Linked DNA regions of Mus musculus: region 1 is linked to region 2. A link is a loop called in an ENCODE intact Hi-C map of the cell type or tissue named here. Cell type or tissue: heart. All regions are shown on one strand. Each heading gives the region's core, and the rest is flanking DNA. Links, peaks and the distances in the headings are about the cores only.

The links. A loop is a pair of places that touch in the nucleus more often than their neighbours do. Peaks named below come from ENCODE experiments on the same cell type or tissue, not always from the same donor. Only the 100,000 strongest peaks of a DNase experiment are listed, where the experiment ranks them.
Region 1: it touches region 2 in a loop (6-fold over the local background); 13 of 42 quality-filtered maps call a loop at or near these places.

The regions. Positions count from the first base shown.
Region 1 is chr19:34,875,234-34,880,472 of GRCm38, forward strand. Pank1 (pantothenate kinase 1) reads right to left here and starts at 4,222. Exons shown (of 7, transcript NM_001114339.2): 1 at 3,291-4,222. The coding sequence starts at 3,843. In heart, for the core only: a CTCF peak has its summit at 3,253; DNase peaks (open chromatin) are centred at 2,858 and 4,068; H3K4me3 peaks cover 2,156 bases; H3K27ac peaks cover 1,855 bases.
Region 2 is chr19:34,824,056-34,829,294 of GRCm38, forward strand. Pank1 (pantothenate kinase 1) reads right to left here. Exons shown (of 7, transcript NM_001114339.2): 3 at 3,065-3,318. Among named protein-coding and RNA genes, the nearest start is that of Mir107, 5.9 kb to the left of the region's middle. In heart, for the core only: a CTCF peak has its summit at 2,383 (motif pointing right); no DNase peak of the experiment used is centred there.

The sequences.
Region 1 (5,239 bases), core at 1,712-4,211, 52 kb after region 2:
TTTCAAAGTACATGAGAAAACATCATTTCTAATCAGACTTCCAACTTAATGAGAAAGGAAGTAACAAAAGGCGGTCAGCAAAGGTAGGGGTGGGGGACAGGCAGGGCATAGGAGCAGCTCCGTGGGAGAGTTTGCTTTGGGCAATGGGAGGCTCTAGTTTCCATAGCCAGCATGTGTGTGTGTGTGTGTGTGTGTGTGTGAGCGCGCGCGTGCGCACACACACACACACACACACACACACACACGCGCGCGCCATGAAAACATAACAAAATGCTCACTCCTGTGACAGGCTAGATAACTAGTGTAAAGATCACATAGGAAGATTAGTCTCATCATGGAGTTCTGCAGGTATCATCACGGAGTTCTGCAGGTATCAGGAACAACACCTAGTTTAACTCTAGCATTTCAAGAGCACTGACACCAGATCATGACAGCCAGGTAGTAGGGGGCGGGCAAAATAATAGAGGAAATCTGAAGAAGTTAGTCTTAGGGAAGGCCTCTAGGGAGTACATAAGGGGAAATGACACTTAGATGGACATTAAGTTGACAACTTTCTCCTTTCCTTGCTTAGTAAAACCAACACACAACTGATTTGACTTTTGGATGGTGCTGGGAGATTAAACCCAGGGAGTTTTGAAGGATGGATGCCTCGCCTCCATCTTCTGTTACTGAGCTATTTCTCCAGTCTCCTGACTTGATTTCTAGATTAGAACACATTCATATGGAGAAAGTGGGTTTAAGATTTTGGTTTTAAGATTTACAGGTTGTTGTTGTTTGTTTGTTACTTTTTAAATTTGTATATATGCATGCATGCCCCAGAGACATACACGTTGGGGAAACACTCCTATGCATAAAAATAAAAGAAAATCAATGTGTGCTCAAATCTAAGAAAATTAAACATAATAGGATAAGGAAAATAAGTGTTGATTCAGTCCTTTAAAAGACTGTAAATACAACAGGCTGGTGACACACCCCTTTTAATCCCAGCACCCAAAAGGCAGGACTAGATGAACCTCTATAACTCCCCTGTTCTAGGTCAGCCAATGCTACATAGAGAGTCCCGAACTCAAAAAACAAACAAACAAAAGTTGTAAATAAACCGAGTGTGATGAATTATTTTAGAGGCAGGAGGATCAAAGAGCTCAAGATGATTCTTGGCTGCACGTGACGTTTCAGGCCAGCCTGGGCTACGTACGGTCCTATCTCATGAAAACAAAATAAGTAAATAAATAATTTATAAATAACTTAACAGAATGTATAAATAAAAGAAGAATTAAAAGCTTTTATTTTTTTATTTATTTTTTTGTAAGAAACACAAACCACTTAGCTTCTGACACTATACACAGGCAGAAAACTACATTTCCTTGTCTTTTAAAATAATTCCTATGGCTTTGAAAGCATAGTTAAGGCTCAGATTAGTTTTCGCTTCTTCAAATCATTGTTAGAGATTGTATTTTAAGCAGTGCAGAGTAAGGTATGATGATCCTAGCACTTGGGAGGTCGAGGTCTGAGGAATACCAAGAGTTTCAGGCCAGCCTGGGGTTGTATCACAAAACACTGTCTTGAAAATACCAAAAGAGGCCAGAGAGACAGCTCAGTAGGTAAGGGCCCTTGTCACCAAGCCGGTCAATGTGAGTTTGATGACCCGAGTGTGATCACGTGTCAGGAGAGACCAGCTCTTCAAAGTTGTCCTCTGACCTCCTGGACTGCCGAGCACGCTCGCATCCACATACCCACCACCACACAGTAAGTGTTAGAAAATGGGAAAAAAAAAAAAAAACACTAAAAGAAAGGTCTTCAAACCAGTGACTGCCTATCTACCATCCCACCCCCAACTCACCACGTAGCTCAGGCTGGTCTCAGGCTAGGGAGTCTCCTTACTCAGACTCCCCAACTTTTCTCTTAGAGTCTAGTTACTGTTGTTGAAAACTATAATAAACTCTTTAAGATGGAGATCAGAGAAATAAATAAAATGTGGACTCAGGGAAATAAAACAAACGAAATAAGACACGGGTATCAGCCAATCTCAAGTTCATAAAATAATTTTCCTAGAAACTATAAAAAGTATGTAAAACAAAAACAAACAAACAAACAAAAAACGCAGATGCTTAATAACCGTCTAACAGCCATGGCCAAATCAAATCTGCTGGGCAATTCCCAAACTCCACACAACATTAACATTGCAAAATGTAAGCACTGGATTCACCCAGACGTGTTAAAGCGGTTCCCAACGTTTTAGAAACGAATGCATTGCAGAAAGGCTATGAAAACTATGAACAGAAAGATAAAAATTATAAGCAAAGACAGGCGAAGGAGTTATGCTGTTTTCCAAACATCAACCTTTTACAGAAATTGAAGCCCAATTTAATCATTTCCCAACCCAGAACAGTTAATTGATATGCAACAGGTACCCGTTTGAATCCGATCGCTCACTACCGTGGACTCTACTTACTTTGCTTTCTGCCATTTACAAGCTTCATTAAAGACACCCACAAAGAGGTAACCAGTTGAATGGAGTTAGGCTCAGATAAGGAAAAAAAACAACAACAACAAAACAAAACAAAACAAAACAACTCGTAATCTCTACCTACAAACTGACATCCCAGAATGTCAGGTGGGGAAGGTACCCTTTACAGTCTACCATTATATATACAAGTCTCAGGTTGTGAAACAACGCACTTTTTGGAGTTGTACAATTACAAACACTCAACTCGACCCACTCCAAGGGGAGGGGGGGAATCCACCTGCAATCCTCATTGGTCCACACCGTTCCGGCCCACATGGTGTCAGTGGGTGTTTCCCTCTACACCAGCCGTCTCACTGGCTGTGTGGAAACACTGTTTAATAGGCTGTGATTTGGGGGATTGTCAAACTCCACGCCTCCTTAAGCTTGCCAATGGGCCCTAGATACTGGCGGTTACTCTGCGATTCAAAGGGCAAACTGGTAGCCTGAGATGCACGCCCCAAAAGATGTGCTCGGAGAAGGGAGCAGTGAGCCCCGGGCTGTGCCAGCCCGCCCTCCTCCTAGTCCCAGACCCAAGATCAGTCGGGTTGTTTGCCCCACGGCCACCAATAACAGCGGGCAGTGCGTTCTCCCAGCCGCTACGGTGACCGAGGGAGCAGCTCCAGCTAGTGTCTGACCGACCCAGTAGGCGGATCGGACTAGACAGGCGCCACCGCGGGCCGCCACCTTGGACGCCCGACGCCTCTAGGGAGGACGCAGTCCAGAGCGGCACTCTGTCGCCCCCCTCGACCGCGGGCACCGGCGCTTCCCTGCCGGCAGGACTTACGCGGCCTGTTCTTCCTCCCGGAGTCCATCCTCCTCCGCAGCCGGCATTTCTTGGCCGGAGAATCATGCTGGGCGAACAGCGGCTGCGGCTGCAGCTCGGACGGGAGCTGGAAGCGTGGGGCCGGCGGGTCGCGGCTGCTGGCGGCCGACGGGTGGAAGCCGTTGTGCAGCAGCCCGTTCACGGCGGCCGCGGCGCCCTCGGGGGCCCCCGGGGACTGCAGGGCCGCGCGCTCGTGTTGCGCGCCGCGGTCGCCCATGCCCGGGACCGGCGGAGCGGTGCGCGGGCTCCGGCTCTGGCAGCCTCGCTGGAGGTCACGGTCGGCCGTTCCCCGATCTTCCGATCCACCCTGGGGCTTGCTCTCCCGCAGCCTCGGCGCCGCGGTCGGGAGCTGGTGGCCCCGGCGCTCCTCCCCTCCTCCCGTCGGCGTCCCCACGTCTTCGGCGAGCTGGGCCCCGCGCACCGGGCTTGCTGCTCTCGCCCGCAGCGTGTCGGCATCGCGCGCAGCTGCGGGAACCTCGGTGGACCCCGGCCGGGGAGCCCGCCTCCCCCTCATCCCAAGGCCGAGCCACTTCAAATGCGGCTTCCTCGCCTCCCAGACCTGTCCCCGCCACTGAGCATGCCCAGTCCTACCCGCCACCGCCACCGACGAGTTTCAACGTGCGGAATGAAGTTCTCGGGGTTTGCGAAGAGGAGATAGGCGGATGGGGCTTTGTGTGGCGGAGCGAGCCTAAAGGGTACTGGGTGAGGTAGGCACGAGACAGCCAGAAGCCTCGGGAGGAATGCCGGAGGAAGCCAGATATTTGCAGAGGTTTCAGGTTTGCTAATCCTATCCCCAGTGGGCTAGTACCTTCACAAGGTCACCCATGCTACATCCCCGCCCCACGAAAGTGTGTGAGCAGGCGCGCGTGCGTTAATGTGACCAAACTACTCCCAGGTCTGAAGGGAGGGAAGAGAACAATTATTTATAGAGAGGTAGGCAGCCTTGGAGAAGGAGGGGAGTGAAATTCCTTGGTTGGCACACTCACACAAACAGCATGTGTTCTCGAGTTGTCGTTTGCAGAGAGGAAACCTAGGAAGAGAGAGAAAGGACAGTGAAGGACAAAACTAGGCAGGAATAACCGGTGCTAGAAGAAACCAAGTAAACAGAACCGATCCCAAGCTATAAAAAGCGCATTCCTCACCCAGAAAAGACCGGCAGGGGACAATGCCCTGTTCTGTTATTTATGAAATAAAAAGTTGCCTTGGTTATGAGAAGGGGAACCAGCACCATGATAGCCCTCAGAGTTAGCCCCCAGTTCCCAGTTCCGATTCCCACTGACACTGAGCAAAAGACAAAGTCAGTACTTAACACACCTGTTATAGGCAGTGCCCAGCAAGCGGGACACATTTGGGTATTGGGGACTTCTTGAGGCCTTAGCTTTTGTGTCTGTCCAAAGGGGACTCTTGTGTGTCACAAAAGTACCTAATATAACCTTTGCACATAATAAATGCCCACAAGAGTCTAATGTAGACATTAAAGTCAGGCTGGGGATATAACAGTCAGACACTTCTTATCATGGGATTCTGTCCCTACGAAGGAATAGAGAGAACATAACGGCAGGCTATTGTTTCCAATGACTATGAATACAGCGGGCAGAGGCCAGGCCCCTCACTGAATTTGCACATCACCAAGCTCAAACTAAGCTCTTTGACCCTCTGAAAACATCTGTATTAAAGAGGTGAGAACCGAAGTCTCCAAAGGCCAGCTTCAACAACTTGAACTTCCCTCTACCTTAATCCTAGCAAAAGTGACCTGTGATTAGCCTACCCACCCCTTGAACTAAATCCTCCATGGGTCCAAAACTGGCATTAGCTGTGCCCGGGGTTTACATTTGGTTTGAGGATTTCTTCTGGCAGAGCCCTTCCCAAAATCAACAGGTTCAGAATCAATGAGGCCACTCTGTTTCATC
Region 2 (5,239 bases), core at 898-3,397:
AAATTGAATTGGCAATGCCTGTTGAGCAGTGCTCATTGATGGGCATTCGAGTGTATTCCCTTAAAATAGATTCCTGAATGACCAGGAGAGATGCACTGTTCCTTCCACTGAGGTTACACAGTTATTTTCTTCTTTTTAATAGACTATATGCTGTAATGTACTAATTTTCCACTGATTTTCATACTTAGAATTGGACTTGTGTTGGAGAAAAAAATGCTTAATCTAGGAAGCAGTGAAAGTATACAAAATCGACCATTTAAAACATGTTAACAGGAAACGGATTCCATGAAGTAACATGGCTTTTTACAAACACTTACTGGGGAGGTGGCTCCATTGTTAAAGTACTTGACAAACAAGCATGAGGACTTGTGTCCCAATCCCTAGCAGCTATGTAAAGATTTGGGCACGATCATGCATGCACACATGCACACATGTGCCTGCACGCACTCAAGCGCGCGCGTGCGCACACACACATACACACACACACACAAGTACAGGCTATGAATGTTGTACTGTGGAAAACTCAAGATCACTTCTGGCTGCATAGTGAGACACTGCCTCAAAAAACAAAATGAAATCCACCAAAATAACAACAAGAAGCTAGCAAGAAAAAACAACAACATCATACAAGAAAAGGCAGAATTAACAAACAACCTAGGTTGCATCTCTCAGTTTATGAGAAGTAAAACATTTTTAAAGTTCACATCATTTGCTCACATCAGTGGTCCCCAAGGGTCTAGGAAAACAGCTCAGTGGGGGAGAGCTTACTTAACATCAGTGCTCCCAATGTCTGGGGATACAGCTCAGTTGTAGTGAGCTTGCATATTAACACCAGTGGTCTTAGATACTAATTTTTACCACTCTCCCTAACTGTGTACATCTTCTGTTTTCTAACATATCACAAGAGAAACTTCTGGGCCGGAAGTGGTGGCACACACCTGTAATGGTAGCACTTGGGAGGCTGAGACAGGAGGCTCACAAAGGGCAGTCATCAATACCTTCTGCAGGTACTCCTTATGTGTGAAGAAGCCACGCCCCACAATTAGCTCCTTAGCTGCTTCTCAAGGTGATACAGATCCCTGGAGCCTGCACATCTGAGGCTGGATCTGTGATATCATTCATTAGCTATTTTGTATGCATCAACAAAAGGGTGACTATTTCTAACTGTGGAAAATGTGTAGCTTGTTAGTGCCTGGAGGGCAGATTTACCAACTCAATTGCTCCTAGGAGAAGTCTGTAGTTATTATAAAACTTACACTTCGGCCAGGAGAATGCTCTAAGGTCTAGCTGAGTATCCCTAGCCTGACACACCTGATGGTGCTAGTGAGACCATGGCATCAGTGTTTGCTCCTGGCCAAGCAAGTAAGCCACTATATTCTTAATGAAAAGATATATGTTGTGCCAGGAACTGTGGTGGGCATCTTTACTCCCAGGACTCAGGGGGAAGAGGCAGGTGGATGTCTGTGAGTGTGAGGTCAGGCTGGCTTACATGATGAACTCCAAGGCCAGTCAGGGCTGCACAATGATAATGAATAGTAAGTCATGAACAATGATATTAAATTAAATAAATAAAATCACAACTAAAAACCAAAAAGGTGTGTGTGCCTGGTAGCAGTTTCTAAACATATCAGATACTACATTCTGAACCCACACCGGCTTCAAACAGTGTGTGTGTATGCACCAGGGTGTCTCAACTGTAGCAACCCTGGTGTAGGGGGACTTTATATATCTTCTGCTATTGGAGGAGCTACCCTAGGCATTACCAAATTTTATCAGTATCCCTGACTTCAAGCTACTATGTACTGTTGGGTCCCACCTCCAACTGTAACAGTTAGAAATGTCTTAAGACGCTGGCTACCATCACCTTCCCCAGGGATAGAGAGAGACACTAACTGTTCAACCCCAGTTGACAAAAGAAGGAACACTGAAAGGGCGGAGCTTTCCTGCTACAGCTGAAGCATGCTAAAGAGTTCTCAGTGCTGGAAGCCAAACAAACCAACAAACAAATCAAGCAACACCTTTCCTGGCAGAAATGAGAACCCTGGGGTCCAGACAAGTAACGAGCCATGTTCATCTGTCAGCACTGTTGGCACCAACAACGAATGGTCTCAACACCATATGCTAAGGACGCGCTGCATGGCGCCAGTCCTTTTTAGTTCCTCTAAAGACAGGTTTTTGTGGTCTAGCAAGTTGAAGGAATGCTTCATACCAAATCAGCCTAATTTCGTTCACAGTGGACTCTCTTAATGACTTTTGACAACAGGTCCTTCGGCCATGTTGAGCTGCCCATTGACAGGAAGCTCAGCCTGTTTGCCCTACATGGGTCTTTGAGTGCAAGAATAGATAATAAATAAAAACAAATAAAAAGCTATGAAGTATTCTGACCGCCAGGGGTCGCAGGGCTGTATTCTGATACCCTGCATCCCAACACCTCTATGAGCTGCTCTGACTCCTCGCTTACCTAAGAAGAGGAAAAACCATTCCTTGTAAGCCTTCTGTTTGCTGGTTGGAATGATATGCTGTTTCGAGCCATCTTTCCTGCCTTGAGACCACAAAGGTTCCAAGAGAAAGTTTCTGTGAAGCGTCTCTGACCAATCCAAGGTTGGCTGGCAGTCTCTGCCATCCTACCAGCACTCAGTACACCTACCTGCTGGCAAACTAATGTGCGCCACCCTCCCTCACCCTACCTGAGCAGGACACCTCCAGTAGACAAAGATCTTATGCTATTAACCTTAACATGAATCAACTTCTTCTCCTCTGATGTATCATCCAGAGAACTGGTTATTGGCTCATGTCTATACACCCAGCACTCAGGGGGGCAGAGGCAGGATTGTGAGACTTATACACCAAGCTTCAGGATAGCCTTAACTACAAGGGAAGAGCCTGCATCCGAAACCAAACGAAAACAAACATCCAATAAACTGCTCTTTGGTAGTACAGGAGCCCAAAGTAGTTCTTTTTAAAAAATGTATTCGATGATAATAACCTTTTACTATATACTGCTCATCAAGAAATAGGCATGGCTTAAGCATGAAGAGGCTCTCCTGGTTGAGAGCATGTTTACCTGGTCCCCGTCACTCTTTTGTAGTTGTCCTTGGAGTACACTGCCAGGATGCTGACGCCTGAGCCCATGTTAACCAGCAACATAGGGTACGGGTTATCCAAACAGTATGGCTTTTTTTGACACAACTCGGGATTTGTGGGGTTTTCGAAATAGTAACATTCTGGCTTGCCATTGAAGCCAACCGAGTCAACGTAAAGAAGGCCCTGAATCAAACAGTCCAGCTCATCCAGTTTATGCAGCTGCAGGTCCGCAATCTACGAGAGAACAAAAGCCTGTTAGATGCTGTAGTCTAATACGGTGGTGCGAGGAGCCTGGGAGGTGTGTGCTCTCTATAAGATTCACTTTCAAAGACAAGAAATGCACTCAGACCCCAACCCCCCTCCAGCATGAAAGAGTACAGGCCAGCAGTCACAGCCAGAAAAATAGCTGTGCTACACAGACAAGAGCTGCCTGGTTGTCGGGAAAGCACTCATTAGCATGTGAGACTGGTGGCCTGGATGTGGGCCCTTGGTTTAACCCTCAGAATCTGTGAACATGGTCTCATCATGAGTCATCCGAATGGAGCCTAACTCTAATGGCAGGACACACACACAGGAAAGGTCTGAAAGCTAGAGGAAGAAGCCTTTGAAGAAGTAGACAGATATCTTAGTGTTGCGCCCTGATCTCTGGGGTACAAAGAGCCTCGAAAAGGCAACTAGCGTAATCTCCCCACGACCTCTACAGAACTGTGTTGATGCCAAGGCTTTAACTGGGGGCTATCAACCTCAAGAATTTTGATGGAAGAAATCTCTGTAGTCATAAGCTGCCAAACGTGTTGTCACAACAGCTAAGGGCGGTCAGTGCAGTAGAATATTCAGAAGCGAACGAGAATCCTACATATGTGTGACAGAATGTGAGGTCAAAAGGCCTGGGAGTGGAAAAGAGTCCCCTCTGAGTCCACAAAGCCTCTTGCCACACTTGGCTCTGGAGCAGCTGGGCCTGGCTTTGAACTCCAGGTCTAAAACTTACTTAACAGAGGTTATCTGGGGTGAATTATTTGGCTTCTCGGTGTTGCTGTGAAGATTCCATGATAGTCTCTGTATGGCACCCACCACACACAACAGGCTTACTAGCTAAGTGGCCCAGGATTGTCCTTTCAGAGGTCTATGAGGTAAGACATCCTCTTCTTGGGGACAGAAAGAGAGGTTGGTCAAATATATGTGATAAACAAGAAGAAAGGGAGGCTATTTGGAGAGGAGGCAGGTCAGCCAGAGACAAGCAGGAGATGGCACACCATGGAGAGGAAGGTGAATATGAACAGATAACCCCTCCTCCACCACTCTAGATACAGAGAACAAAGGGCTGTTGGCTGGTCTGAGCAGCTAGTAGCCATCCTATCCTTAAAAGTTTAATTCCTAATACTGCTGCCTCAGGTCCAAGTTGGTGATCATTTTCCCTGACAACAAACAAACAAACAAACCAATAAAAAGGACTAGGGCTGTAGTCAGTGTAGAGTACAGCATGCATGAAGCCCTTGGTTCAACTCCCAGTACTGAAAAAATAAATCAATGAAGGAAGTGATGGTTTGATTCACACACACAAACAGACACATAGACGCATAGACACACAGACAGAGAGACAGACAGACAGACACGCACATGTACACGCACACGCGCGCGCACACACACACACACACACGCACACACACACACACACACGCACACGCACACACACATGGAAACAAAATACCAGAAGAATTCCATGAGGCTGGACTAGTGGCATGTCTGCAGTTCCAACACTAATGATGTTGACAGGGGGACATCATTAGTTCAAGACCTGCCTTGCCTATTCAGCTGCTAAAATAATATAAAGAAAAACAAAATCAAAAATACCCCAAAACCAAAAGTTACCATCATCGACAAAACATGTACAAGTAGGTTCTGTTAGCCTTACTCAATGTTCGGAATAAGACATTAGGTGAATTTCTGTAAGTGACACACTAGCAACTAGCAGACATATCCCGGTGATTCTGTTTTCATCTTATTTGCTACTGCTGTTCATGGGGCTTGGGGGAAAAAAATCAACACAAATGCTAGATAGACTTATATACTCTACTTAAAAAAAAAGACATTTTTGTTGTTGTTATTGTTTCAAAAAGTAATAAAGAGCTACATCTTAGGAGATGGCTTGGGCCAT